2 separate regions of the Homo sapiens genome follow, and region 1 is linked to region 2. Evidence: read pairs that join two places in POLR2A ChIA-PET (ENCODE). Cell type or tissue: K562. All regions are shown on one strand. Each heading gives the region's core, and the rest is flanking DNA. Links, peaks and the distances in the headings are about the cores only. Region 1 overlaps KDM4C (lysine demethylase 4C). Region 2 overlaps KDM4C (lysine demethylase 4C).

Region 1 (16,079 bases), core at 7,747-10,246, 63 kb after region 2:
GCAAAACGCCATCTCAAAAAAAAAAAAAAAAAAATTAGCCAGGCGTGATGGTGAGCGCCTATAGTCCCAGCTACTCGGAGGCTGAGACGGGAGGACTGCTTTACCACCCCGGGGGGCAGAGGGTGCAGTGAGCCAAGACTGTGCCACTGCACTCCCACTCCAGCCTGGGTGAAAGAGTGGGACCCTGTTTCAAAAAAAAAAAAAAACAAAAATCTGGATCTGGCCCTCACCTAACTACTATGGCCTCGTCCATCATCACTGTCTGCACTGTACTTTACACTCCAACAATACTCACTGACTTGTGCTTCTGTAAACAAGCAAAGCTTTCTGTGTTTCTGCACGGTATTCCTTCCCCTCACAGCAGCCTCTGCCTGCTTCCTCACCTGACAAACTCCTGCACACCCCTGAGATTCCTAATCCTCTGGAACAGGCCTGCCTGACCCATCACCGTGTTCCCAACTCCCCCTCTGCGTTCATTATAGCAGTTGCCTGTCCCAACTGCTGGCACTTCCAACCACCCACTGAGCCATCAGCTCCTCCAGGGAAATGCCGGCTCGCCACCTCTTTAAGCCCTAGCATACAGTCTGGCACCCCAGCCTGGCTCACAGTATCTGCTGCAATAATTATTTGCCAGCTGAATGAAGGAGTAAGTGCCAAATTGTTAACATATTTACATAATGATACCAAATTCAGGAAAAGGAAAGCAGTAGTCCCAAACACAGAAAAGTTACTTAGAAAACAGATTCACTTGCATGACTGGTAAAGAATAATGCAACAGAAAAATCTGGGCAGTGAGAACAGGGTAGAAGCCCACAGATCACCTTTGTAGAAACATTTGGTACACAGAAGGCAGTGTTCATCTTCGACAGGCTAAAGAACAAGGGTGGCCCGAGCATTTCCCTAGGCAGAGGAAAAAGCCAATAGGAAAAAGGAAATCACTGAGTCATTCAACAAATAGTTATTGTATGCCTAACTGCTGGGCAGTCATTCACCAGGGAACAAAGTCCTGACACTAATGGAATGAAACAGACAATAAAAAGTACATGCTATGAAGAAGAACCAAGGGTAAGGGGATAGACTGCAAAGGGGAGGGGTGGCTATTTTATACAGGGTAGGCAAGGGAAGGTACTTCGGAGGAACAAAGGGCTGAAGGAGGGAATTAATCATACAGATATCTGGAAGAAGAACATTTTAGGCTGAAGGAACAACAAGGAAAGAGACTATCGGACTCTTCAAGGAACAGCAAAGAGATGCGTGTGGCTGGAACTCAGTAAGCAAGGAGGAGAATGGTGAGAAATGAAACTGGGGAGAAAAGGAGTTTGGCATTTACTCTGCATGAGATGGGAACTGATCCTGGGGTTCCTCCCCCTCTTAGTTATCCAGTTCTTGGTACTCAAACATCCATTCCCCTTTAAGGAGATAATGGCTGTCTCTAAAGAAACTTTTCTGGACCATCTGAAGCAGAGAAATGAGCTGGCTCACATATTGTAAATCACATTCTGGCTCTTGTGTCAAAAAGGACAAGGCTGGAAGCAGGGAGGTCGACAAGGAGGCAATTTACACTAACCCAGGCAAGTTAAGACGGCAGCTTGGACCATGATGGGCAGAGGGAAATGCTCAGATTGTAGATTGCAAATACATTCTGAACAAAATTTCTTGACAGAAGTAAGAGAAATACGAATCAAGATTTCTGGTCTAAGCAACAGAAGAATGGCTCTGGGCCTGGGCGTGGTGGCTCACGCCTGTAATCCCAGCACCTTGGGAGGCCTAGGCAGGCAGATGACCTGAGGTCAGGAATTTGAGACCAGCCTGGCCAACATGGCAAAACCCTGTCTCTACTAAAAATACAAAAATTAGCCAGGTGTGGTGGTGCGTGCCTGTGATCCGAGCTACTAGGGAGGCTGAGGCACAAGACTCACTTGAACCCCGGGGGCGGAGGTTGCAGTGAGCCAAGACGGTGCCACTGCACTCTAGCCTGGGCAACAGATAAAGACTCCGTCTCAAAAAACAAACAAATGAAAAATGGCTCTGACAAGAAATTGAGGCACAGAAATTGTTAAGACATGCAGCAAATTAGTGGCTACTAGAATTAAACCTAGACCTTGACCTAGTTTGCTAACTGGTCTAGGAAATATACTCTGCCAGTTTCTAGCATCACTACTCCCTTGATTACACAAAACTATTTCTACCTACAAATCAGATACATAGATTAAAGACCTAGATAGCTTAGGTTTTAGACCTTTTTCAATCTTGGAAGTTAATATAGGATAATCATAAAATTTTAAATATGTTAAATAATCTAAAAAGTTAACTTTCACTACACCACCCAGATCTTTGCCAATATGATGGGCAAAAAAGTATGGTTAAGTTTCATTTATTTGATTCTTAGTGACAGTGATCATTTTTGAACACACATAGCCATTTGCATTTCTTTTTCTGGGAGGTGCCTACTTACATTCATTACATTTAAAAGGTATTTATATTAATAAATGTTCTGTTCCTTGAGTTCTTCCTAATCTATATTTATCATTACTAAACTTAATCATGCTACAATTAAATCCCCAGTCCCTCTTGTTTCTCTTTTACCTTTATTTTTCTGAACCAAGAAGAAACAGAAGTTTAAAATGTTCTTCCAGTAATGTTTCCAAGTCACAGGAAAATAGGTATATCTTAAAACAAGCACCACTATGATTTTTAGCTGAAGGTGATAATCATTTTTTTAAATGCTACCCTTCTTTTGACTGAGTCCACAAAGTGAATGACAATACTATCTCTGAAGGCAACTGTTATCTTGCTTCCACAGAGCTGGTCTTCAATGTTTCTGAGACCACCTACAGCAAAAACGATATTTATAGCAAGTACCCTAAGAATTTTTTTAATAAGCTAAAGACCTTTCCATTGAATAAAGTCCAGCACTAACTCATATAACAACCCATGTTTGTTTCTGAAAATTTTTACATTATGATAAAGGACAAACATCTACTCTCCTTGTTCTAATGAGAACGTGTCTTTATTTGGTAATAAAAAAGAAACCAAGTCTGATGCTTTCCGGCCAAATGTAATACTCTATCCAACATTGCCTTCCTTCCCTGTCTACACCTGTGTTTCTGACTTGTATTCTCTTAAACAACTTCTGTGGGAGGAGTAAAAACTGACAGCTCTCATTGTGTATTAGTTTCTCCAACAAAGCCTGCCACAGAACTGATGTGCACTGCTGCCTCTGAAGAGAACAGTTCAGTATCTACTTTAAAACACAGCCCTCTAGGAACCTAAGCACTCACAGTTAGCAGACTATGTCTCTGGCTAGAAAAAGAAGGATTCTGGGCCCTACCTGAGGTGATGGAGTCTGGCCTTTCAATCCCAACACTCAGCACACTGGGTGTGGCCTCACAGGAGCCAAGCAAGCTTCTGCTCTGCACACTGCTTTGGCTGGGCATTGTTAGGGATTGACTTGTGTCCCCCCAAAAGACACGCTGAAACCTAACCCCCAACACCTGTGAATGTGGCCTTATTTGGAAATAAAGTTTTTGCAAATGTAATCAAGTTAACATGAGGTCATATTTGATTAGGGTCGGCCCTGATCCACTATGACTGGTGTCCTTTTAGGAAGAGAAGAAGCCAGGCGCAGTGGCTCATGCCTGTAATCCCAGCACTTTGGGAGGCCAAGGTGGGCAGATCACCAGGTCAGGAGTTCAAGACCAGCCTGGCCAATACGGCAAAACCCTGTCTCTACTAAAAATACAAAAAAATTAGCCAGGCATGGTGGCGGGTGCCTGTAATCCCAGCTACTGGGGAGGCTGAGGCAGAAGAATCGCTTGAACCCGGGAGGCAGAGTTTGCAGTGAGCCAAGATCGCACCACTGCACTCCAGCCTGTGTGACAGAGTGAGACTCCATCTCAAAAAAAAAAAAAGAGGAAGAGGAGAAGAGACAGACACAGGAAAGAGTGCCATGTGAAGATGGAGGCAGGGACTAGAGTCATGCAGCTGCAAGCCAAGGAATGCCAAGGACTCCTGGCAAACACAAGAAACTACAACAAAGGCTGTAAGCAGATTCCTGCCTAAATCCTTCAGAGAAAACACGGTCCTGCCAACACCTTGATTTTGGCCTTTAGCCTCCAGAACTGTGACAGGATAGACGTCTCTTGTTTTAAACCATCCCAGTTTGTGATAATTAGTTACATTAGCCCTAGGTAACTAATACAGGCATGAAGGGCCAGACTGGAGGGAAAGGAGAAGAGGACCACGTTCTCCAATCTTAGCTTTATCAACAGCAAAGCTCCTAATACTCTGACTTTTCATCTAACTTCATCCTTCTCAAATGGTTCTAAACTGGGGAGGAAAAGGGAAGTCGCAGGCCACCTCCACAACTCTCCATTAATCGTTAGCACATCTACCCAGTTATTGAACCACAAGAGGGCTTGAAAGGGCCCCCCAGGCCTGGGCCCCAGCTTAGAAAGCAACACAGCAAAGAAACTCCCTGAGCCTCCTGACCATTTTTGCCTAAGCCAGGACTCATTTCTCTCTCACAAGTCCAAGCAGCTTTTATTTCATCCGTTTCATCCCATTCCGATCACCACTCCATCTTGTTCCACCTGCCTGCTGAGGCCAGGGGTAGGAATGGAAGAGCAGACTCAAGGAGATAGTTCTGGAACAGAGTGCCTTGGATCCTAGACCAAAAGGATTTTTTTTTCCTCTTTTCTTTTGCTATAAAGAATACAGTGGGCCGAGTGTGGTGGCTCACACCTGTAATCTCACCACTTTGGGAGGCCAAGGTGGGTGGACCACTGGAGGTCAGGAGTTCACAACGAGCCTGGCCAACATGGTGAAACCCTGTCTCTACTAATAATACAAAAAAAATTAGCCAGGCATGGTGGCATGTACCCGTAGTCCCAGCTACTTGGGAGGCTGAGGCAGGACATAACAGACCTAACTGGATTTTTATTTTCTCCTCAGGACCAGGAACAATAACTGGATTTTAATCCCTCCCACATGCCTCCTCCACTTAGTAGCTGTGTGACCTCAGGAAAGTTACTTAAATGAGGCCTCTGCTTCCCCATCAGTAAAATGGGGTAACATTACCTAACCAACTGCATTGTGATGGGGATCCAGTAAGCCACTAAATGTAAGAATTTAGCATATTGCCAGGCTATAGTAACATCTGCATGCTGGCTTTGAAAGAAAGAAAAAAAAAACATTCAAATTAAATATCTTCCATGAGCTTCTTCCTCACTGCCTACAGATGCTCAAATTTCTCCCATATAACTTTCAAAGGCTTCCTGTATGTCATGTCCCCTCCTAGACTCACCCAAGCTACAGCCTTCTCTCCCCAGCCTCTCACAGACAAACCCCAACAGAGAACGGGGTTTCTTTGTCAGTTCACCTCCTGACTCAAATCTTCATCTGCAATCTGATGTCTGCCTCCACCAATGGATTGAAATCACTCCAGAAAAAGTTGCCAGTAACTTTTTAATTGCTACAATCAATATGTTGTTTTTAGTCCTCTTACCAACCCTTCTGCAGCCTCTGAAACCAGAAAAGCCTCTCCAGGCACAGCTTTTGTGGGTGGTGGGCAACTAGCCCCTCCTCACTCTCTGATGGTCACTGCACTCTCTGGAACTCCTTTCCATGCCCCTATTCCTCAGCGAACCCCTCCACTATTGGTATGCTGCAAGTCTCTTTCTGCAGTTATCTTCCCTTTCCACCAAACACAGACACTATGGGAGATTTCATCCATGCTGGCCTCAACTGTCCTTCCCAATACACCTCGGAAAAATGCTACATGGGCCTCTCTCTCATGAATCTCAGTCCAGTCTGCTAGGCACAGTCATTTGAAGATGAGTATAAAGCTGTATAGAGACAATAATGAATCTAAAACTTAACAAGGATAAAAACGAATCTGTCCTCCAAAATCTGCTTCTCTATCCCAGTCTTGGTCCTTATTCATTCAATCCATCCACAGTTTAGCTTGCCTCTTTGTGGCCAGCACTGACCACAGCTAATCCTCAAAGAGCTTACAAGTGCAGGAAAGAACAAGTACACAGGCGGTTATTATACCACAGGTCAGGTGCTGCAATAAAGGGAAGCAGAGAGGACCACAAAACCCTTTAGAACAAGAACAGTGGGAGCTACCTTTTACCAGGGTAAAGGTGGAGAAAGAAGTGAAAAGTGAAAGCATCTCCTACACACCAAGCCCATCCTCTACTGCACGGCCAACATCAGAATCCCAAGAGCCTTCCCAAGCCTACCCTCTCTTACTCTCCACTTCTAAGTGGTGACCTTTGTAGTCAATTCAACATCCTGAGCATCTTTCACATCCATTCTCTAGTCTCCATACCAACTATTACTATCCCGAGTGACTTCTGTCGTTCTTTTCTTCAACCACCCCAAGAGTCTTTGCTGATTTTCCCACCTTTAGTTCACCACCGTCAATTCTCTTCCATACATCTATATAAACATAAAGCAAACTTTCTAGACACAAAACTGATGATGCTATCCCTCTTTTAAACCCTTCAATAGCTCAATATCGTTCCAGTATGGAGCCATGAATCTAGCTCCTGCCTTTCCCCTCCCTCCTCAAAGACCCCTTTTGCCCACTTGAAACCTTTGCTTCACTTTAAACCACTCGATGTTCCCAAAGGAGTGAAGCCATTTCCCTCCTTTGCTGTGCTATATATAGACATATGTGTCACGTGTACGCCGTTACGAATACCTTCTGTGAGCAAGACATCTGTTAAGTGCATTAATGTTCATTCTCTTAATTAAATCTCATAAGAACTCCATTGAGAGAGGGACCATGAATATCCCTATTTCACTAATGACAGAGAATAAAATGCTTGCTCAAGGTCCCAAGTTAGTAGGAGCAGAAGATGGGAAATGAGCCTAATCTGAGATTCTACTCATAACTGCTTTGCTATTTGCTTCTCCTATCCTCAGTGGTGCCTATCTGGCAAAACTCATCTTTCAACTTTATCTTACACGTTGACTCCCTTATGAAGCTTTTTGGGCAACACTCCCCACCAACTGACAACGTCCTTTTTAAATGCTCTCGGCACTCCACACACGTCATCAATCTTCATTATTCACAGATTCCGTATCTACAAATTTACCTACTCACTAAAATTTATAACCAGGCCAGGCATGGTGGCTCACACCTGTAATCCCAGCACTTGGGAGACCGAGGTGGACAGATCACCTGAGGTCAGGAGTTCGAGACCAGCCGGGCCAACATGGTGAAACCCTGTCTCTACTAAAAGCACAAAAATTAGCCGGGCATGGTGGCAGGCACCCGTAATCCCAGCTACTGAGGAGGCTGAGGCAGGAGAATAGCCTGAACCCAGGAGGCTGAGACTGCAGGTGAGCCGAGATAATGCCACTGCACTCCAGCCAGCCTGGGCACAAGAGTGAGGTTCTGTCTCAAAAAAAAAAAAAAAAATTATTTATAACCCCAAAATCAGTATTTGTATCACCATTTGTATGGTCATTCACAGACACGCATAGCGCAATGAAAAATTTGAATTGCCCAATGCACACATTCCCAGCTGAGGCCAAACAAAGGCTTTCTTGTTTCAGCTCTCATAATGCAAACAAGTGTCCATTCTATGGTCTATTTAGTGCCATGATTTTTGCACTTTTACACTGTCTGTTGGTGATTTAGCTGCTTAAAATGGCTCCCAAGCATAATGCTGAAGTGCTGTCTTGTGTTTCTAAGTACAAGAATACCATGGTTTATGGCTATAGCTATATGGCTTATGACAAAAATTCATGTTACATAAGGTTGGTTCAGTCATGAGTTACAGTGCTGTTGGCAACAAATTTAATGTTAATAAATCAACAATTATATTTTAAATACAGTGTCTTTAAAAAAAAAACACAAAAAACAAGATTATGTATTGATCAGTTGATGAAAATGTTCTGACCAGAGGGTGACAGGAACCTAAACTTGTACTTCCACTAGGAGCAACATTTCAGTATTTACTAGTTCATTGTTCATGATGACTTTATAGAACATAACTACTGCAAATAATGAGAATCAACTATACCTTGGCCCTTGTAATAAGACCATTCAGAAAAATCCCCTGCCCCAAAGAAGCTTCCCAGCCTACAGGGGTAAATTCAGGCAGCCACTCCTACAGACTACAATTGACTAGCCTGGCACAATCACTTCCCCGGGACTCAGAACTAGAGAGCAGAGACAATGCCATGAGGGGCTACAGCAGCTACTGTCTGCTATATGCATAAACAGAAAATGAGAGAAGGAAAGAGATCAGCAGAGAAAAGTAGAATCAAGAGAATGCAAGGCCCCAAGAAAGATGAAGGGACCAAAAAGCCAAGACTGAATCATCATAGGCATAATGAAATCATGAGCTCAATGCCTGAAGAATCTGCACCTTCAAGAGACTGCATTCTGGAGAGCTGAAATCTACATTATATGAGACATTCCAAATATGATTAAAGTCGCTTTTTTTTTTTTTTTTTTTTTTTTTTGAGAGGGAGTTTCACTCTTGTTGCCCAGGCTGGAGTACAATGGCGGAATCTCGGCTCACTGCAACCTCTACCTCCCTGGTTCAAGCAATTCTCCTGCCTCGGCCTTCCCAAGTAGCTGGGATTACAGGTGGACAGTATCACACCCGGCTAATTTTCGTATTTTTTGTAGAGACAAGGTTTTGCCATGTTTCCAGGCTGGTCCTGGACTCTTGAGCTCGAAGAGATCTGCCTGCCTTGGCTTCCCAAAGTGCTGGGATTACAGGTGTGAGCCACAGCACCTGGCCAATTTCTCTTTCGTTTTTTTGTGGGTTTGTTTTTAATAACAGTATGAGAATTAGGATACTTGAGAAGCAATATGAGCCAGAATCCTTGCAGATGTTTACAAATTCCCGATCTCTTAACTTTTTACTGTTATAATTCCCACACCTCGTTTGAGATTAAAAATAAATTACCTCATCTTTAATGGTGCTTTCCAAAGGATTCAACTTAAATTTGGTAGAAACAATAACACCGCTGTATTCACAGCTAATCTATTTACATAATTTTTAATTATATCTCATACTTACACAGCTGGCATAAACTGGATGGGAAATACTGTTGACCTGCTGAGTATTCAACTGGTATTTGGATATATTAACAATAGGCATAGCCTACTTAGCCCTGTGTGTGAGGTCAGTGGTGTTCTTTAGAGAGAATGTATGGTATCCCTTATCTGGTTAAGATAAGGGTGAGTCAGAGCTACTATAGTAGGCCAGTAAGATTAAGTAGCTGTAGGTGGCTGGCTAGTTTGCTTAAATAGCTCAATTAGTAATTGCATTCAGTGCTACAAAATGAATTTTGAGCCACTCAGGTTAATTTCATAAAGATTACACCAATGAACCAATTATTAGAAAGGATTATTATCAAAACGCAAATAGGAGTGAATAAACCTCCATGTGATGCACATCTGGTATTTGTAAAACAGCAGGTTTCCCACTTGCCATTGTCATCAGTTTATATTTGATAATAGCATCAGTCATGATTCAATTACCCATAGACACTGCTCTGGTTAACTTAAGCAGAAAGGGATTTGATATTGACTGGTGTTAGAGCACTGTTGAAGGTTGCAAGAGCAGACTCTCAGCTCAATCCCCAGGGATGTCTCCCAGAACACTGCTGCAGCAGGAGCTGTCAAGGGAACTGCCACTGCTACTACAAACAGAAGATCAGGGTCCAAGTTCATAGCACCTTGACTGAGATCTGGGGAGCAGGAAGTTGCTGTGGAACCTGTTTGTTTCACGAACACACCAAATTAGTTATGATCTAGGGGTCAGGAATCGTGCCAGAACTATTTCTTCAGACCCAAGCTACTTCTGCTAGATCTACTCCAGCAAGAATGCCTTACAGGTTTCCACTCTCTCCTTACCCTGCTCAGTTCTGAATCTAAGTCTTTTCATATTAAAAGACTTTAATCAGCCAGGCACGGTGGCTCACGCCTGTAATCCCAGCACTCTGGGAGGCCGAGGTGGGCAGATCACGAGGTCAAGAGATCGAGACCACGGTGAAACCCCATCTCTACTAAAAATACAAAGAATTTGCCAGGCATGGTGGCGGGCACCTGTAGTCCCAGCTACTCGGGAGGCTGAGGCAGGAGAATGGCTTGAACCCGGAAGGTGGAGCTTGCAGTGAGCCAAGATCACGCCACTGCACTCCAGCCTGGGCGACAGAGCGAGACTCCATCTCAAAAAAAAAAAAAAGACTTTAATCAGGCCTGGTGAGGTAGCTCAGGCCTGTAATCCCAGCACTTTGGAAGGTCAAGGTGGGTGGATCACCTGAGGTCAGGAGTTAAAGACCAGCTTGGCCAACATGGTGAAATCCTGTCTCTACTAAAAATACAAAAAATTAGCCAGGCCACTTGCACTCCAGTCTGGGCGAACATGAGACTCCTTCTCATAATTAAAAAAAAAAAAAAAAGGCACCAAATCTCCACCTAGATAGACGAATCTCACAAATGTAACACTGTGACACAGAGTCTTGCTCTGTTACCCAGGCTGGAGTGTAGTGGCATGATCCCAGCTCACTGCAACCTCCGCTTCCTGGGTTCAAGAGATTCTCCTGCCTCAGCCTCCCAAGTAGCTGGGATTACAGGCATGTGCCACCACGCCCCGCTAATTTTTGTATTTTTAGTAGAGGCGGGGTTTCACCATGTTGGTCAGGCTGGTCTCAAACTCCTGACCTTAGGTGATCCTCCCAGCTTAGCCTCCCAAAGTGCTGGGATTACAGGCGTGAGCTACCGCACCGGGCCTTGGAAAAATCTGATAAACTTTTGTATTTAGCTGTGGAAGCAGAGAGCTGTCACTTGAGTGAATAAGTTATTTAGCTACAAAGGCCTGAAACCCAGGAATGGTGGGGTGGCTCATGCCCATAATCCCAGGACTTTGGGAGGCCCAAGCGGGAGGATCACCTAAGGTCAGGAGTTCAAGACCAGCCTGGCCAACATGGTGAAACCCTGTCTCTACTAAAAATACAAAAATTAGCCAGGGGTGGTGGCAGGTGCCTGTAATCCTAGCTACTCAGAAGGTTGAGGCAGGAGAATTGCTTGAACCCAGGAGGCAGAGGTTGCAGTAAGACGAGATCATGCCACTGCACTCCAGCCTTGGTGACAGAGCAAGACTCTGTCTCAAAAAAAAAAAAAAAGAAAAAATTAGGCAAGCATGGTGGCATGCCTGTAGTCCCAGCCACTCAGGAGGCTGAGGCAGGACGATTCCCTGAGTCCAAGAGTTCAAGGCTGCAGTGAGCTATGATTTTGCCACTGCACTCCAGGCTGGGAAAGAGTGAGATCCTGTCTTTATGGGGAGAAAAAAAAAAAAAAAGGCCTGAAAACCTGTATGTTTTGAAGAAAAATGATGGAATGATGGGACTAGTTATCCTGACTATCAAACTGAAGAATTTCAAGTTTTTATGGCTTGCAGTTGGAAACCATTTCAGTTTCCAATTACAAACCATTTTAAATCTAGAGGATGGCTTGTTAAGAATGTTACATTTGATTAGCCAAACATGGTGGAAGCAGGTGGAGGTTGCGGTGAACCAAGATCGCGCCACTGCACTCCAGACTGGGCGACAGAGCAAGACTAAGTCTCAAAAAAAAAATTTTAACTTCAAGGACCTGGGGGCAATAAGGAGAACAGATATAACAACTTTCTTGTCTTAGACAGGTAAAGGGAACAATCTCAAAAATGTAAAACACAGGCATTCACTACTGAAAGAGCTACACTCACTACAGAAAAGATAAAATGAGGCAGATCACATTGTCATTCTAAAAGTCCTCCCACAGCCCCGGAGATGTGCCCAGCTGAAGCTGAAGGAAGACTCTTTGCATGACTTAACAGCTGGGGCAGCTAACATTTAAGTACTTAACATGAACATCAAGAGGTTAACAAACTCACTCAAAAGCAGCTTTGAAAAGATAAAACCTAGCAGTTACTGAGGTTTTGCTGAGAACGTAAGTGGCAGAAAGGAGTAGAGAGCTTTGGGTGCTTAAGGTCTGCTTCCACCCTGCTGTAGATGAAAACACCAAAAGTATAATATTAATAAAAAGAATTCTTCCCAGATAGCTGCCTAAATTGACCAAAATCCAAAGGAAATCAACAACAGCAATACAGATTAGACAACTGACTACAGAGTAAGTGAAAATCTGTTGTTTCCTTACTTGGGGGTAGGGGATGAAAATACAGAAGGGTGAGGAATCCTGGAAAAGTTGACAATACAAGACAATAAAAACTTAAGGGTCAAACTCAATATACAAACCTAAGTGCTATAGGAATTCCTGGGGAAAAGATAAGACTACAAATGGGCACAGTAGGAGAAGCCTTTAAAAGGTGGGATTGAGGCCCAGCACGCGGGCTCACGCCTGTAATCCCAGCACTTTGGGAGGCCGAGGCGGGTGGATCATGAGGTCAGGAGTTTGAGACCCACTGGCCAAGATGGTGAAACCCTGTCTCTACTAAAAATAACACAAAAATTACCCGGGCGTGGTGGTATGTGCCTATAATCCCAGCCACTCGGAGGCTGAGACAAGAATCGCTTGAACCCAGGAGGTGGAGGTTGCAGTGAGCTGAGATAGCGCCATTGCACTCCAGCCTGGTCAAAAAGAGCAAAACTCCAACTTAAAAAAAAAAAAAAAAAAAAAAAGTGGGTTTGAGACAGGCCTTGAAGATAAATGGGACTTGAGCCAAAGAAAGATGTGTTGAGGCTGGGCACAGTGGCTCACGCCTGTAATCCCAGCACTTTGGGAGGTCAAGAGATCAAGACCATCCTGGCCAACATGGTGGAAACTCTGTCTCTACTAAAAATACAAAAAATTAGCTGGTCGTGATGGCATTGGCCCGTATTCCCAGCTTCTCGGGAGGCTGAGGCAGGAATCACTTGAACCCGGGAGGCAGAGGTTGCAGTAAGCCGAGATCGTGCCACTGCACTCCAGCCTGGCAACAGCGCGAGACTCCATCTCAAAAAAGGAAAGAAAGATGTGTTGAGCGGGGCATGGTGGCATACACCTGTAAAGCCTGTAGTTCCAGCTACCCAAAAGGCTGAGGCAGGAGAATACCCAGAGCCCAGGAGTTCAAGGCTTCAGTGAGCTACGATCGCACCACTACATTCTAGACCAGGAGACACAGTGAGGCCTCCATCTCTAAAAATAAAAAAGAGAAAGGTGTGTTATCCTTCTATGGGATATACGGAACGCACAAAAATAATTTTTAATTGTTCATGTATCAAAAGTAACAATGGTTCTCAACCAGGGGTGATTTTGTATCCTTGAGACATTGGCAATGCCTGGAGACATTTTTGTCACAAGAGGAAGAGTTCAAGTTGCATCTAATGGGTAGATGCTGTTAAACATAAAAAAGTCCCCACAACAAGGAATTACCAAGCACCAAAACATCAGCAGTGCAACTGTTTAAAAACCATTTGTCGCTGGGCGCAGTGGCTCATGCTGTAATCCCAACACTTTGGGAGGCCGAGGCAGGCGGATCACCTGAGGTCAGGAGTTCGAGACCAGCCTGACCAACATGGAGAAACCCCGTCTCTACTAAAAATGCAAAATTAGCCAGGCGTGGTGGCCAATGTCTGTAATCCCAGCTACTCCGGAGGCTGAGGCAGAAGAATTGCTTGAACCTGCGTGGTGGAGGTTGCAGTGAGCCGAGATTGTGCCACTGCGCTCCAGCCTGGGCAATAAGAACGAAACTCCATCTCAAAAAAAAACCATTTGCTAGGGCCTCAAGAAATTCTAGCGTAAGTTCAACAATAGACATGTACAATAATGTTCATTACAGCATTTTCATAAGAACTAAAAACTGAAAACTCAAAAATCAATCTACAAGAAAATAAGGAAATGAATCACAATATATTCACCCGATGGAACTACACAGCAGTGAAAATTAACAAATCATAGCTACTCCCAGGAATATGGATGAATCACCAAGCAGGATGGCTCACGTCTGTAATCCCAGCACTTTGGGAGGCCGAGGCAGGCTGATCACTTGAGGTGAGGAGTTCAAGACCAGCCTGGCCAACATGGTGAAACCCCATCTCTACTAAAAATACAAAAATTCGCTGGGTATAGTGGCATATGCCTGTAATCCCAGCTACTCGGGAGGCTGAGACAGAAGACTTGCTGGAGTCCAGGAGGCAGAGGTTGCAGTGAGACAAGATTGTGCCACTGCACTTGCACTCTGACCTGGGCAACAGAGAGAGACTCCATCTCAAAAAAAGAAAATAAATATGGATGAATCTCAGAAAGCCTTAAACTAACCAAAGCGTAAGTCCATTTTCACAAATCTGAAATCAAATTTAATCTACTCTTTAAGGATAAATGCATAAAAGACAAATCCATTTTTTTAAAGCAAGGGCATATGGAACACAAAAATCAGGACATGGTTGCCAAGGAGAGAAGATGGATGAGATAGAAGAGAAACATACAGTGATATCTGGGTGAATTCATAGAACTATACCATGTCTTTTGCATGCCCCAAGTATCATATAAAACCTTTTTTAAGATGAAACAATCAATATAGGTAATATATTTCTATAAATATCTGCAAGAAAATATTTTAATGCTATGTTAAAATTTTTTTTTTAAACACTCTGTCACCCATGCTGGAGTGCGGTAGCACAGTCTCAGCTTACTGCAATCTCCACCTCCCAGGTTCAAGTGATTCTCCTGCTTCAGCCTCCCAAGTAGCTGGGATTACGGGTGTGTGCCACCACACCTGGCTAATTTTTGTATTTTTAGTAGAGACAGGGTCTCGCCATTTTGCCCAGCCTGGTCTCAAACTTCTGGGCTCAAGTGATTCGCACACCTCGGCCTCCCAAAGTGCTGGGATTACAGGCATGAGCCACCACGCCCAGCGTAAAACTGTTCTTTAAGAAATCCCTCTGTATGTCAAGCAATTACTCTTGAGTTTTTAAATTTGACAGTTCCATATGTTTGTATATTACCTAAAGGAAGACAAACCTGCATGCCTGGTGAAGGACTGTGAACCCAACAGAGGACTGTAGACTGTTTTTTCATTGTATTTTGTTACATTAATTTCAATGTCTAGGGTGGCCAGGCACGGTGGCTCACACCTGTAATCCCAGCACTTTGGGAGGCTGAGGCAGGTGGATCACTTGAGGTCAGGAGTTCGAAACCAGCCTGACCAGTATGGTGAAACCCCGTCTCTACTAAAAGTACAAAAATTAACCAGGTATAGTGGCATGCGCCTGTAGTCCCAGCTACTCAAGAGGCTGAGAAAGGAGAATTGCTTGAACTCGGGAGGCGGAGTTTGCAGTGAGACTCCATCTCAAAAATAAATAAACAAATAAATAATAAAAATAAATAAAATAAATGCCTAGGGTTTGGTTATGCATTTGTATCCAAGCCCTTAAAATGGAAATAACTTGCCTAGGTCTCTTCCCCCAATCTTACTGTATTATACAACCAGTAACACATCTACAATACCTATACTTTTTTTTTTTTTTTTGAGACAGAGTCTCACTCTGTCGCCCAGGCTAGGGTGCCATGGTGCGATCTTGACTCACTGCAACCTCCGTCTCCTGGGTTCAAGCAATTCTCCTGCCTCAGCGACCTGAGCAGCTGGGATTATAAGCGTGCGCTAACACACCCAGCTAATTTTTGTATTTTTAGTCGAAACAAGATTTCACCATGTTGATCAGGCTGGTCTCGAACTCCTGGCCTAAGTGATCTGCCCGTCTCAGCCTCCCAAAGTGCTGGGATTACAGGCATGAGCCACCACGCCTGGCCTATGAATACCTATACAAATTAAACTGACAGATTAAATGGACAATCAAGTGTAGCTCATTTGGTAAAATACCTTTAACTTTTAAATAATCATAAACTATAACATCAACAATGACACTGGCATTAAATAAATAATTTGTCTAAAGTATCTGCTTTCGTTTTTTAAAAAATGGTAATTTATGGTAGCATTTGCACATTGTGGCTGGGCACAGCCTGTAACTCCAGCACAATGGAAGGCTGAGGCAGGAGGATCGCTTAAGCTCAGGAGTTCGAGATAAGGCTGGGCAATATAGGGAGACCCTGTCTCTCCAAATAAAAT
Region 2 (16,079 bases), core at 6,614-9,113:
GTCCTAGACCACCTATTAAAAAGTTTCATTTGGCCAGGCGTGGTGGCTCACGCCTGTAATTTCAGCACTTTGGGAGGCCAAGGAGGGTGGCTCACCTGAGGTCAAGAGTTCGAGACCAGCCTGGCCAACATGGTGAAACCCCATCTCTACTAAAAATACAAAAATTAGCCAGGCGTGGTGGCACACGCCTGTCATCCCAGCTACTCGGGAGGCTGAGGCAGGAGAATCGCTTGAACCTAGGAGGTGGAGGTTGCAGTGAGCCGAGATCGCACCACTGCACTCCAGCCTGGGCAACAGAGTGAGACCCTGTCTCGAAAAAATAAATAAATAGAAATAAAAAATAAAAAATACATTGGCTGGGTGTGGTGGCTCATGCCTGTAATCCTACCACTTTGAGAGGCCAAGGTGGGCAGACTGCCTGAGCTCAGGAGTTCAAGACCAGCCTGGGCAACATGGTGAAACCCTGTCTCTACTAAAATACAAAAAATTAGCTGGGCCTCTAATCCCAGATACTTGGGTGGCTAAGGCAGCAGAATTGCTTGAACCCAGGAAGCGGAGGTTGCAGTGAGCCAAGATCGCGCCACTGCACTCCAGCTTGGGCGACAGAGCAAGACTTCATCTCAAAAAAAAATAAAATAAAATAAAAATAATTAGAGGAGGATGAACCAGAAGATCATGAAGATGGTTTGAAACTACACCCAGGAAGTCAGCTCTTCACTCCTAACTACCTCCTACATACCATCCAACAAATGCTCAAAGTAAAGATGCCCAATAAATTCTTGAAGCCTAAAATATTTATCAATTCATGGTTCACAAAATGGACTACAGGCAACTTTACATATACAGTCATGCATCACTTAATAACAGTGATAGTTTCTGAGAAATATGTTGTTAGGCAATTTCGCCATTGTGTGAACATCATGGAGTGGACTTACACAAATCTAGATAGTGGATCTACTACAGACCTAGGCTATATGGCATAGCTTATTGCTTCTAGGCTACAAACCTGTACTGAACTAAATATTGTAGGCAATTTTAACACAAAGTATTTAGCTACAAAGTATTCATTTAGCTAAACATATCTAAACATGGAAAAAGAATTTTTCAATTGCATTATAAACTCAGGATGACCGTTGTATCTGTGGTCCATCATTGATCTAAACATTGTTATACAGTGCATGACTGTACGAGTTACCATGGGGTTTATGGTTTCCAAGCACAATCCCAGACAGAATAGAAGACAATTAACTATTACAGTCAAAAACTTCCTTACAGCTCACATAAATCTGAATCCACCAAATCAAAGAACAAAATCCTCTTCAATATGTGCCTGATGCCCAAATTTCAAAACTCCAAAGTAAATGAATATTAAACAAGTAACTTGCCAAGACTTGGGCTCTCCAAAGTGGAGATAATTAATGCTATAGAGGTCCATGTCTTCGGTGTGCCATGCAAACGTGGTCTTCCACATGCCAAAATAGAGATATGGGGTATTTACACCCTCAATAGAAATGCCACACTCTTCTTCAACCACATCCAAGACTGTATTGAGGCGAGCTATGTTCCATTCATCCACACCCTGGAATGAGAGAGAAAAAAAGAGAGAGAAATCAAATCTTACTAAACCATGAAAGATAGCATTTACTAATCAAACCACTATCCACCAAAATTATTACATTGTATATTCTAACTAACTGAAAACTGAAAAATAAAACAACTCTTATTCAAGAGCCACATACATATGTCCATTATTATTGGTCAAAGATTACTACCAGCATAATGTGGTTCCATACAACTATCTGGTAGAAATTTATACCAAATAGCTTCCTGATGCCAAATGGAAATGAAAGTTACAGACCCACTCCCAACTTGGCTGTCAGCAAAAAATTACTGATTCAAAGTAGATGATCCGGCATGTGCTCTCCCTCCTTGGCACACCTTTTTGTTTTTGGGGTTTTGAGATTTGGGTTTTCTTGGGATTTTTTTGCACATTAGTTTAGAGGTAATATTCACCATCACATATCACATCAAGAAACCAACAGCAAAATATATCTTCTGCTATCTCTCTCCCATCCCTATCCATTCAATCTTAGCATGTAATACATTGTTTCCTTAAAGTTCCACTCTAATTATTGGAAAAACTCTTGGCAGTATCCACTGATCACTGTGCTTCTACTGATGCTTCAAATAAATATTTACCTCTTATGTTAATGGAAAAATTTAAACACATAATGCCTATTAAAAATACTTATCCCAACTTTGGTAAAACTGCTGGAATAATGTAGTTTTATAACAGTATAACAATATGGATGGTGATGGCAGAGCGAGGGAAGGTTAGAGTCACTACTATAAGAGTTAAGGTGATAGGAAAAGATTCTGGTTTGATTAGAACTTAACAATCATTTTTTTTTTTTCCCCTGAGACAGTCTCACTCTGTCGCCCAGGCTGGAGTGCAGTGGTGCAATCTCAGCTCACCGCAACCTCTACCTCCCAGGTTCGAGCAATTCTTATGCCTCAGCCTTCCACACAGCTGGACCTACAGGCGTAGGCCACCGCACCCACCTAATGTTTCGTATTTTGAGTAGAGACAGGAGTTTCGCCATGTTGCCTAGGCTGGTCTCGAACTCCTGGCCTCAAGTGACCTGCCCACCTCGGCCTCCCAAAGTGCTGAGATTACAAGCGTGAGCCACCACACCCGGCCAATCACTCATGAATTGACTACAGTTCACAACTGCTTAGAAATTTTTACAAACTATGCATTTTTACCATATATTTTTATCAAATTCTAAATATCAGAGACTAGGCATGTTCCTGTGTAATCATGGGGAAACTGAAATGCCTTTAAAGCCATTCCAACCTTTTCGTGCTAATGCACTATTAGAGAAGCGCATTGGCCAGGTGCAGTGGCTCACGCCTGTAATCCCAGCACTTTGGGAGGCTGAGGAAAGCAGATCACTTGAGCCCAGGAGCTCAAGACCAGCCTGGGAAACATGGCAAGACCCCATGTCTATTTTAAAAATAAAAAATTGAGGGTATTAAATTCATCTATGTCTACCAAAATTGTCCTCTCCAATAACTATACCAATGGCTTCACATACAACCACTTCTAACATTTCCTGAACACACTAAAAGCTTTTAGAGTTGTTCTGTTTTCATTTTGGTCTTTAAATGATTTTCTAATCAGTGTGTTAATCTTACTGTCTAAAGCTTTGGGGTTAAAAAACTATTGATGAAGCAGCTAATGAAACTCTGACTCAGGTAACATAACTGAACATGCCAAAGGACATAATTTAATTCCCAAATTCTCTTAAGTAGCCACTCTATCTACAACTTAGGCCACACGCTGAGAAGCTTGTTATTTGGAAACTGGTCAAAGTATCCGTTTAGAGAAGATCCGGCCGGGCGCGGAGACTCACGCCTGTAATCCCAGCACTTTGGGAGGCCGAGGCGGGTGGATCATGAGGTCAGGAGATCGAGACCATCCTGGCTAACACGGTGAAACCCTGTCTCTACTAAAAATACAAAAAATTAGCCAGGCCTGGTGGCGGGCGTCTGTAGTCCCAGCCACTCGGGAGGCTGAGGCAGGAGAACGGCCCCGGGAGGTGTTTGCAGTGAGCCGAGATCGTGCCACTGCACTCCAGCCTGGGCGACAGAGCAAGACTCCGTCTCAAAAAAAAAACAAAAAAAGAGAAGATCCTAGGTTCCAACTTTTCAGACCTCATAGAAGTTCAATCACATTATGTAAAATATTTTATCTCATTCTATTTATAGCGATGCAATCTCTTAACTCTAGTCCAATCAGACTTCAGTCCAATCACTCTAATAATAGAGTCCTATTTAAAAGTCATTAGTGAAGCAATGAATCTGAAGTAATAAATGAGCACCATATTATAGGAACCATTTTTAAACTGAATGAGCTTGCAAATTTAGACACAAACTATTTCTCTAAAATTCCTACATATGGAGACATCTAAGTTTTATTTCTGACTGACACTATCTTTTAAAAATAACCAGGGTTGAATCCCTTGACATCCTAGACCCATGGTATGAGGGGAAGAGGGTAGAGATCAAATAGTGCTGGACAAAAAGACCTAGATTATAACCCCAGCTCTGCAGGTCACTGAGGGGAAAATCACGGAGCTTTTCTGAGCGTCAAGTCTTTCTTCATGGAAACACAAGGGTTCTTGTACCCTCCTAGAGTTGCTCGGAGCACTAAATAAGCTAATGAAAATAAACTTTAATAAAATAAAATTTAATTATTAGAACTGATATAATAAATATCACCACTATTCTCTAGCAAATCTTACTGGAAAGCCTCCCAAAAAACAAGTCAAGCATGTGAGAAGTGATTATTTAATAAAATGTGTTTAAATTCACTACTGAATTTCTCCCCGTTAATGGGCAAATAACATATTTGCAGCAGTTTCTTCTCAGCAAGGCAAGGTTGCTAAAAAGTAATTTATTTTGCTAAAATAAAAAGTCATATAATTTCAATTAAGCAGTTGTGCAAATATTAAGAATAACCAACAGAGATAAATCTTATTGTTTCAAAATTCTTTCTCCAATTTTTGTTCTCTACTATTAAACTAGCTATCTGACTCCAAAAACAGGCTCCACAAAGGCTCTTCTGAACAGTACCAGGTCTGTCTCATATACTTAGACCAAAAATGCACCTAGTTATCATTAAAGTGAAGTGTTATACAATATACTACCTCATTACACTATACACACTTGTATCTTACATTTATTCTAAACAATCCTATAAAATAGGTAATGTTATTCCCAAATGAACAAATGAAAAAATTAACACTCCTAGCTAGAAGTAGATGGTAATGATTAACCTAAATCTATCTGACTCCTGGACCTTCCCTTTTAAAGGTTTATGCTTCTAGTCCTGATCCTTTCAAAACACAACATATCATCCTCTTCTCTCAGCATCATTGTCAACAAAGATCTGAGGTTCAGGAGCAGCAAACACGTGAAGCTGCTGCATTCTTCCCACCAGAGGCAGTGCCACTCTACACAAATACCAGCAAGGCTTACACTGCAGACTGCTTCACTTGAGAGCAGGTGACAGGAATGATTTAGTGTAAAAGCAGTCTCCAAACCCCAGCTACACACAAGCCCCACAATGACAAGTTAGAATCTGCCGAACTGTTTAAAACTTAATTCCATCAGGTTTCAGCAGAAAGGCTGCACACCAGCCCAAGTTCACAGACAAAAGTCTCCTCCTGGATTCTGTCTCCCTCGAACAAAACTCTCCCACACATGTTCAGCAGGCACATGAGCAATATTCATAACTCACCTGACTTCCAATGGACTAACTGGAGTCCTAAGCCTGGGAGTCTACGTGCCCCGGCCCCTTTCTCCTTTCATGCCAATTACCCAGTTGGAGCCTGTCCTGCCCCATTCCTTTACGTATCCTGCATCTGTTTTCTGAAACAACTCACAATTGGACCACGATTTTTGCACACAGGTGTAACTGAGAACTTTATTAGGGATATTCCCTTTCAATCAGTGATAGTATCTTCCTCCTATCAGGAATCAGACAGCAGTTTAAAAGCACTCGTAGGCCAGGCACAGTGGCTCATGCCTGTAATCCCAATACTTTCAGAGGCCAAGGAAGGAGAATCACTTGAGGCCAGGAGTTCAAGATCACCCTGGGCAACACAGTGAGACCCCGTCTCTACAAAAAATTTTAAAATTAGCCAGGTGTGGTGCCTCACGCCTGTAATCCCTGCTACATGGAAGGCTGAGATGGGAGGATCAATTGAGCCCAGAAGGTCAAGGCTAGAGTGAGCCAGTGATTGCGCCACTGCACTCCTGCCTGCATGACAGAGCAAGACCCTGTCTCAATCAGTCAATCAATCAATGCATTCCTAAATCTTCAATGTCTCAACTAGGCCATCCTGGACTCTCTCCACAGTAACTGCACTCAGTCTCTGCAAAACTGAAGGGAACAACACAGCAACATGCCATGTTAGAAACCTTGAGAAATAATGAGCCATTTCCACCTACAGAAAGAAATAATGTGAAAATCATAGTAGCTCAATTTTTCCCAAAATATTTCCAATGCAACATTAGAAATATGGGTCCTAGGCTGGGCGCAGTGGCACACGCCTGTAATCCCAGCACTTTGGGAGGCCGAGGCAGGCGGATCACCTGAGGTCAGGAGTTCAAGACCAGGCTGACCAACATGGTGAAACCCCATCTCTACTAAAAATACAAAAATTAGCCGGGTGTGGTGGCACACACCTGTAATCCCAGCTATTCAGGAGGCTGAGGTAGGAGAATCACTTGAACCCGGGAGGCAGAGGTTGTGGTGAGCAGAGATCATGCCACTGCACTTCAGCCTGGGCAACAAAGCGAGACTCCATCTCAAAAAAAAAGAAATATCAGTCCTATCAGATGCCAAGGTCGAAAAACTTTGTCCTCTTTAACTCTAGCTCTTAAGACAGTCACAGTGCTGACAGGCACCCCCAAAAGCACTCATAAGGAAACCTGTGTAACTTCGTTTAACTCTGCATTTCCCAAAAATCATTTGACCACGGAAGCTTGTTTGTATAACACATTTACATCATGTAAAACAGTGCTGTGTGGGACAACATATTAAAGGAAGCCTTATGATAGGCGGTTCCCTAAACACTGTAGTGCAAATGTTTAAGTCAGTAAAACAAAAAATTACTGTGACCACATCAGAGATGCACTTCAGAACCCGGGGTGTGTGAAGGGGTGGCTAGAGAATGGTCACATTTATTGTCAAAATACACATATTTAATTTGATTATGTCACTAAAAATAAAATAGTGTAAATTAGAAAAACTTAAAACAAAAGATATTTGTAAATGAAGATAGTCCAAAGGATTAAAACTAGGAAAAGAGAAGACTCAATCCAACGTTATAAAACTATAAAATGTACTGAAAAACAGAGAAAAAGCTTTTTTAAAAGTACGTAAAAATGATGGTTTATGCCTGTAATACCAGCACTTTAGGAGGCTGAGGCAGGATGAACACTTGAGCCCAGGAGTTTGAGACGATCCTGGGCAATAAAGAGAGAGACCTCATCTCTACCAAAAATTTTAAAAAATAGCCGGGTATGGTGACACATGCCACAGGTCCCAGCTACTCAGGAGGCGGCTGAGGAGGGAGTTGAGGTTGCAGTGAGTCATGATTGTGCCACTGCACTCCAGCCTAGGCAACAGAGTGAGATGTCTCAAAAAGAAAAAGATGGCATGTCCATCAAATATTACAAAAAAGATTTTTTTAGACAAAAAATAGATTATTAGTAAACTTTTGAAAACTGTGTCACTGCTGCACTCACCCAGCAAACAGTAAAATGGAATGAAGAATTTCAATCTGAAAGAGTAACCGAGTATCAGAATAGCACCATGCTGCACTGGAATCAAAAGTTCTCCAACCAAATGCTGGCTCCACCACTCACCAATTATAGGATCTGATGGTTTCTCAATCGCCTTTCATGGCAGAGCTACGCCCAGGGTTCAGTGCTGCAAATTGGGCCACAAGAAGACTGTGGCTACCTTGAAAGGACCACAGGAAAAGTCCAGTCTTTCACTGAAACTGTTTTCAAGAAAATACATTATTCCTAGCAGAAGTGGAGAAAGCCCTAAGGCTTCCCAATAGTACATAAATCCACACATGCCTACCTTATAGGACAGTTGTAAAGAAAGGATTACAAAACACAAGTGAAAATATTTTGAAAAATTGCTTAAATTTTTCATTTTCAAAGATGGGGAGAGGGTTCAGACCACAGCTTTTTAGAGGGGCACCTCGACGGATTCACAGCCCATTCCACTTCAAAGAGGGCTGTCAGCATCCTGTTCCAAACAGCATGGCAGCAGGCCGGGCACAGTGGCTCATGCCTGTAATCCCAGCACTTTGGGAGGCAGAGATGGGAGGATCACCTGAGGTCAGGAGTTCAAGGCCAGCCTGGCCAATATGGTGAAACCCCATCTCTATAAAAATATAAAAATTAGCCAGGCATGGTGGCACATGCCTATAATCCCAGCTACTCGGGAGGCTGAGGCACGAGAATCACTTGAACCCTGGCGGTGGAAGTTACAGTAAGCCAAGACTGCACCACTATACTCCAGCCCGGGCAACAGAGCGAGACTCTGTCTCAGAAAAAAGAAAACAAAAAACAAAGAGTACAAGAACACAGCAGGAAGTGGAGAGCTGAGTAATAAAGCAGGACTTACAAACTCAGGTGCCCAAAGAGCCAGGCAGGTAACAGCAATTAGTGAAGGCAGCCAGGTATATGTCAAAAAACGTGGGTATTGGGGGTGATGTGTATTTGGAGACAACCTACTATCCTGTCTAAAGGAGACAGCCATTACTCAGTCACTGGGAATGCTGCCAGATTTTCTGATTTTTTTTAAGCCACAAATCCCAATTTTATGTGACATTAACCAACTTTTAAAAACATGTGGATCAGTCCTGGTGCAGTAGCTCACGTCCGTAATCCCAGCACTTTGGGAGCCCAAGGCAGACGGATCACCTGGGGTCAGTTCTAGACTACCCTGGTCAACATGGTGAAACTCCATCTCTACTAAAAATACAAAAAAAAATTAGCCAGGCGTGGTGGTGTGGGCCTGTAATCCCAGCTACTCAAGAGACTGAGACAAGAGAATCACGTGAACCCAGGAGGCGGAGGTTGCAGTGAGCCGAGGTTGCAGTGAGCCATGATCGCATGCCACTGCATTCCAGCCTAGGTGACAGAGCAAGACTCCGTCTCAAAAAAAAAAAAAAAAAAAAAAGAAATGTGGATAAAAGAAAATAAATCTGTGGCCAAATCTGCAAAAAATGTAGCAGGCATTAAAGAGTCCATACTTATTACAGTAATTTTAAAAGAATAAAGGAAGGAGGAGTTTTGGAGACAGGCTATAAATATGAAGTTAGTGGTTGTGAGCTTACTGCTTTAAAATGAATCATATATTTGTCCAACACTAAATAGCTCTATCAGTTACTCCATAAATGTGTCCAGTAACTGGAGTGAGACTATACAAGTGGTAGGAACCTAACAGGAATCCACTCTATGAGCATGTTTTATCTCTCTGTTCCATGATCAATATGCAAATGGCCAAAGAAAAACAAAGTAAAATGGCAAAACACAAAGCCTGAGCAATTAAGAAAACTGATAACCAGCTCCAGGATAAGTAGGATCTAGCACAGCCCTGAACAAAACTGTGTAACTTCTTAAGAGAAGTCTCTGTGAGGCAGCAGAATGGCAGGGAAGGTCTGCTAGAACTTAGCCATTTGCCAGGCACAGGTGATGATTCTGTGAACTGCACCAAAGACGGCCTGATCATGCATTCTGCTTTGTCCACCAAGTGGAATAGCTATAGTCACTTGCCCACAAACCTGAGAAACTGCTACAATATCAACACGGAGACTGTGGAAGCAGCCCTGGATGATTACTGAAACACTTCCAACTGAACACACAAAACGTGAAGATGTTCTTCACTCTGGCATATTTTAGGGGCTGCTTTCTCATTTGTTGTACATAAAAGCAGAGTTGGCTACAGAAAAATTGATAAACTGATACACACGATTATTACTAATCATATTTTTATGGTACTTTCCATATAATAGAAGAGGAAAAGTCTATATGAACCTTGTTCCCCAAAATTAGGTCAAAACCACTAACCTGTCACTCTCTCGCTAAGTCTTTCCATATCTTCACAGTTATCACTCTATATTCCATCCTCAACAACATCCTTCCCATTTCCTGCTGTCACCCTCAGCACCTTCAATATTATCCTCATGTGGCTGATTTCCAAACAAAGCTATGAGCCCCCATCTTTCTCCTGAGTTTCAGTGCCACAGAGCCAACTCCAAACTGGGCCAATAATGACCAATAAAAATTTTTGAAATTCAAGAATTCACAGGGGGAACTACCACTTCATTAGAAAATCCAATTATTAAAAAAAGATCTGCCACCTAGATTCTGTAAGAATCTGAGAAAATACTGAAAGAACCTGTTAAAGATTCTCAAGTTTCCAGGTCTACCCCGTAACTTAACGAAGTCATCAAAAAGAATATACAGATGGGCAGGACTACAGTCTTTCTTCCACCACAAAAATGCCATCACCAAGTTACATTTAGATGTGCTCTTGGTCTTTCCAAGGGCTGACATAGCTAGCACCCATTTAAATTGCCTCTCTCAAAGCTTGCTAACTGTAGAGCTGGGGACATGTCTTCTACCTAACAACATGGCATGCACCACCATCTCACATAGAATTGGAAAGAAACAAGAGGTGGGATAACCCCCATGCTAGGAAAACAAAAGCAAAACATCATTTCATTTTACAGATGAAAGGAAGGTGCCCAGTCAGTAACTTACAGGACTCCTTATTTGAAAATTAGAACAGAGGGCTGGATGCGGTGGCTCATGCCTGTAATCCCAATGCTTTGGGAGGCCGAAGTGGGGGCGGATCACAAGGTCAGAAGTTTGAGACCAGCCTGGCCAATATGGTGAAACCCCGCCTCTACTAAAAATACAAAAATTAGCCAGGCGTGGTGGCAGACGCCTGTAGTCCCAGCTACTCGGGAGGCTGAGGCAGGAGAATCACTGGAACCTGGGAGGCAGAGGTTACAGTGAGCCAAGATCCCACCACTGCACTCCAGCCTGGGCGACAGAGTGAGACTCTGTCTCAAAAAAAAGACAAAAAAAAGAAAAAGAGAAAATTAGAACAAAGGCCAGGTTCAGTGGCTCGTGCCTGTAATCCTAGCATTTCAGGAGGCCAAGGCAGGCAGATAGCTTGAGCCCAGGAGTTCAAGACTAGCCAGGACAACATAGCAAAACCCCATTTCTATAAAATACACAATAATTAGCTGGGCATGGTGGCACCCGCCTGTAGCCCTAGCTACTCAGGAGGCTGAGGTAGAAAGAGCACCTTAGCCTGGGAGGTCAAGGCTGCAGTGAGCCATGATTGTGGCACTGCACTCCAGCCTGGGTGACAGAGTGAGACCTGTCTCCAAAAAAAAAGAGGAAATTATAACAGAACAGTTAGTCTCCTCAACAGCAAATGTATCATCTGTCCAGTATATCATAGCTCTTTGTAAACAATCCCCTCATAAATACTGGAATTGGTCTCATTTTTATATTTCAGCATTGTGACATGGTGTTTCTCATTAACCCATTAATGTGAAGCTTTTTATTTTTTTGAGATGGAGTCTCACTCTGTCACCCAGGCTGCAGTGCAGTGACGCGATCTCTGCTCACTGCAACCTCCACCTCCCAGGTTCAAGCGATTCTCCTGACCTCAGTCTCCTGAGTAGCTGGGATTACAGGCACATGCCACCACACCCAGCTAATTTTTATTTGTTTTAGTAGAGACAGGGTTTCACCATGTTGGCCAGGCTGGTCTCCTGACCTCAAGTGATCCTCCTGCCTCGGCCTCCAAAAGTGCTGAGATTATAGGCACGAGCCACCATGCCCAGCCACATGTCTTAATTTTTAAGTGTAAAAACACTTTAAAATTTTAAGTAAAAAACACTCATTTTTAAGAATTTTAAAAAGACAAATTTGGCCAGGCGTGGTGGCTCACACCTGTAATCCCAGCATTTTGGGAGGCCGAGGCGGGAGGATTGCTTGAGTCTGAGACTTTAAAACCAGCCTGGGTAACACAGTGGGACCCTATCTCTACCAGAAAAAAAAAAAAAAAAAAAAACTGGCCAGGTGTGGTGGCAAGCGCCTGTAGTCCCAGCTACTAGGAAAGTTGACGTGGGGGAATGGTTTGAGCCCAGGAGGTCACGGCTGCAGGGAGCAATGATGGCGCTACTGCACTCTAGCCTGGGTAACCGAGTGAGACCCTGTGTCAAAGGGAAAACAACAGACAAATTTATGCCTTTCCTCATTTGACTTGTATCATCCCGTTTTAGGACTCTTATCCAAGCCCACATTAGAAGACTTTGTCTTTAAAGAAAAGACCATCCACCAAACTCCACTACTGTGCTGGCAACTTAAAGCTAGGCTAATGTAAAATACTGCCACAAATTCATACAGCTGGAACAAGCCCTTGAAGTTTCAAAGGTAACACGCATGGAGAAAAAATAACATAAAATTTGGTTAGTTCTTTAAAGATTTCAAAATTCAATCCATTTCACACCATAGTGTATAGTCTTTTCTCCATAAAAGAAAACAGTGCCTTCTAATAACTAAATTGAAAGTTCTGGTCTACACTTTAATATAGACTGAGGATTTCCCTGGATCTTTACACAATGAGAATAGATCCGTATGCAGTACATTTTGCTTATAGTTAATCATAATGTTTGACATGATAGCTTTTTTGCTGCTTCTTTCTAAAAATGTACTCCTTAAATCTTTATTTTAAAACAAAACTATTTTCCCTTTTGCATTTTTATACACCAAATACCTACGATTTTACAGCACTGCTTTCTGTTTTAGAATTCTCAACAACAACCATCATATAGCAAGTTTTGAAAGAAAAATAATTCTGCAGTGAAAGTGCCACATAAAAAGATAAAGGCAAATATGAGTACAAAAAGGACAGAGAAAAAATGGGGAAAACGTCCAGTCAAATAAAAGACTGCAGTGAGCTTGAGACTCCCACCTTGAGTCTAGACTACTGATAGTGTGAAGTTAATGGAGTTTCCTGGTTCCAGGCAGAAATAACTCCAATCCTCTTGGGAGAAAAGAATCATACATTTAGATCCAGAATTATTCCACAAATTAACATCAAGTCTACGCATACAAGCAAAGATCACTGTGCATACCGGGAAGAAAGCCAACACTGCAGAGAGATAGCGCAAATAATGAACAAATTGTTCAGACCAGCCCCTCAAGCAGGACCACTAATATTGAGTTGTCTTATTCTGTCGTCAAGGAATAAGAAATGTTTAAAGAAATAAAAGACGGAATTGCTAAGACAAGCAAAGAAAAATAAAATATTTGGAATGTCCAGTCCAACCTGAAGGAGAGGTGAACTCCTAGAAAAGAAATATATCATTATTAAACTAAAAACTCAGTGAAAGAGTTAAATAAGAGAAACAGTTAACCAGTATTAACAAGCAAAAAAAGTAGTTAACCAGAATATAATATTTAGGACATTAACATAGTACAGTACAGAAATACAATGAGATTGAAAGTCTGAAAGGTAAGTTAAGCAATACTGAGGATAGAATATGCAACATTATAAGACAGAATCTAATCAGTCCAGGAACAATGAGAAATACAAAAAAACTAAATAAAATAGTAAAAATCTATTAAAATTAAAATTAAGACATTTGTTCATTAAAAGACATTGTAAATAAGACAAACAAAATAGTGAAAAGAATAGCCACAACTAGAGCAAATAATTCAACAAATATAACTGGGATAGTTTTGGTATCCAGAATAAAGAATTCCAAATAAAGAAAAAGCCAAAAGATCTAATAGAAAAATAGAGGACAGTTCATAAAGACAGGAATATGAATGGCCGATAAAGACATGAAAAGATATTCTAAGCCATTTTTAATCAGAGAGGTGCAAATTCACATAACATATTTTACAGGCACAAGAATGACATCAAGTAGTAAGATATTAAGCGTGAAGACTGGATCAGCATGAAGAAGCTTTTAAAGCTGATGGAAATGTTCTGCGACTAGACTGGTGATGGCTGCACGAAAATCACTGAAGTATACACTTAAAATGGGTGAATTTTGTATTGTATAAATTATAGCTCAATAAAGCTGTCTTAATAATGATTATAAGCTGGGCAGAGTAGCACACGCCTGTAATCGTAATACTTTGGAAGGCTGAGGCAGGCGATCACTTGAGTCCAGGAGTTTGGGATAAGCCTGGGCACCATGGCGAAACCCCATCTCGACAAAAAATACAAAAATTAGTTGGGTATGATGGTGCAAGCTTGTGGTCCCTGCTACTCAGGAGGCTGAGGTGGGACGATCACTTGAGCCCAAGAATCTGAGGTTACAGTCAGCCAAGATCGTACCACTGCACTCCAGCCTGGTTGACAGGGCAAGACCCTGTCTTAAAAAAACAAAAATGATATACAGTGCTAAAGGAATATAAAGTGATACAAACTCTTAGAAAAGCAATTCAACAGTATCTGGTAAAGTTAAATACTCTATGAGCCAGCATTTCCATTCCTACGTAAATACCTTTGAGAAACTTTTACACATGTACATCAGGTACCATGTATGGGATGTGTTCACAGCAACAATATTTATTTTTAAAAAAAAAGAAAGAAAATGTTCACTGGCAGCAGAATAAAAAAAAAGTTGTAAATTCACAAAGTAGAATATTATACAGCAAAGAAAATGAATGAACATTACAATAGCTTACAAAATAATATGGATCAACTGGGAAATACTGTTAGGTGAAAAATATCAAAGACCCAGAAAACTACACAAAGTGATACTATTTTTAATAAGGTCAAAAATAAGCCAAACTAAACATATTGTGTTAAAATACGTGCATGCATGAGAAAACTATTTTTTACAAGGCAAGAAATCAAACACAAAATTCAGGCCACCCCAGAGTGATGGGGGTGGCATAGCAGGAAAGGACTAAAAAAGAGTGGTTGGTCCCTGAGCAGTGCTGTTAATGTTGTAGTTGTTGACTGCATGGTGAGTTTGGGATATTCAAAATCATTATGCTTTAAAACTTAAATATATTGTACATATATAAATCAAATATTAAGATTTCAACAAGCTGATTTATTTATTTATTTTTTTGAGACAGAGTCTTGCTCTGTCCCCCAGGCTGGAGTGCAATGGCATGATCTTGGCGCACCGCAACCTCCGCCTCCCATTTTTTTGTAGAGATGAGCTTTCACCGTGTTGGCCAGGCTGGTCTTGAACTCCTGACCTCAGGTGATCCGCCCGCCTCAGCCTCCCAAAGTGTTGGGATTACAGGCGTGAGCCACCACACCCAGTGATTTTTTTAAGTTGTGCACTTTTATTCAACTGGTCTCAAGTCAGTGTACAGGTAAGCCCTGGCTGCCTGTACCCACTCCCAGGGAGACCAAAAGCCTTCATACATCTCAAGCTGGGGGACAAAAGAGGGGGGCCACGAAGGCTGATCATTCAAAATAAAACAAACTTAAAAAGTATTAAGGCAAAAATTTAAAAAAATTTGCATTACCTAATTTACAAGAAACCTCCCCTATGTGGACTCGGAGGAGGACTAGGCCATTCTCCTTAGACACAAGTCGGGTGGCTTTTAGGAGGGCAAACAACTTCCTGTAACAATGCATCTCACGATATTTGGAATGACTATTAAAAAAAAGAACAATGTACAAACAAGAAATAGAGTCCTCAGCCACACTGCAGAAATTTGGGGGATGTTCACTCCAACCGACTGCTGTCACCTTCACCGTTCCAGTTTTTAAATCCTGAGTCAAGCCAAAACAAAAACAAAAACAAAAACAAAACAAAACAAAAAATAAAGCCATGCCAATCTCATCTTGTTTTCTGCACAAGTCAGGTTTTGTCAAGAAAGGGTGTAACACAACTAAGTCACAGTCCGCCTAGAAGCATTTGAAGGATGGATGATGGAGCCGGACTCATCATACTCCTGCTTGCTGATCCACATCTGCTGGAAGGTGGACAGCGAGGCCAGGATGGAGCCGCCAATCCACACAGAGTGCTTGAGCTCAGGAGGAGCAATGATCTTGATCTTCATCGTGCTGGGCGCCAGGGCGGTGATCTCCTTCTGCATCCTGTTGGCAACGCTAGGGTACATGGTGGTGCCGCCAGACAGCAATGTGTTGGCGTAAAGGTCTTTGTGGATGTCCACATCACACTTCATAATGGAGTTCAAGGTAGTTTCATGGATGCCACAGGATTCCATGCCCAGGAAGGAAAGCTGGAAGAGTGCCTCAGGGCAGCAGAACTGCTCGTTGCCGATGGTGATGACCTGGCCGTCAGTCAGCTCATAGCTCTTCTCCAGGGAGGAGCTGGAAGCCGCCATGGCCATCTCCTGCTCGAAGGCCAGAGCAACATAGCACAGCTTCTCCTTGATGTCACGCACGATATCCCACTCAGCCGTGGTGGTGAAGCTGTAGCCACGCTCGGTAAGGATCTTCATGAGGTAGTCAG

Evidence for each region. Peaks named below come from ENCODE experiments on the same cell type or tissue, not always from the same donor. Only the 100,000 strongest peaks of a DNase experiment are listed, where the experiment ranks them.
Region 1: POLR2A ChIA-PET joins it to region 2 with 7 read pairs; 3 of 35 experiments call an interaction of 5 or more read pairs at or near these places.

Annotation. Positions count from the first base shown.
Region 1 is chr9:6,773,174-6,789,252 of GRCh38, reverse strand. All of the region lies in intron 1 of KDM4C (lysine demethylase 4C), which reads right to left. Among named protein-coding and RNA genes, the nearest start is that of KDM4C, 23 kb to the right of the region's middle. RefSeq lists enhancers at 1-170, 11,774-11,933, 11,671-12,262, 12,263-12,854, 13,447-14,039. In K562, for the core only: no CTCF peak of the experiment used is centred there; a DNase peak (open chromatin) is centred at 9,202.
Region 2 is chr9:6,835,007-6,851,085 of GRCh38, reverse strand. KDM4C (lysine demethylase 4C) reads right to left here. Exons shown (of 22, transcript NM_015061.6): 5 at 1,386-1,579. It also overlaps the pseudogene ACTG1P14. Among named protein-coding and RNA genes, the nearest start is that of KDM4C, 85 kb to the right of the region's middle. RefSeq lists an enhancer at 15,764-16,079. In K562, for the core only: no CTCF peak of the experiment used is centred there; no DNase peak of the experiment used is centred there.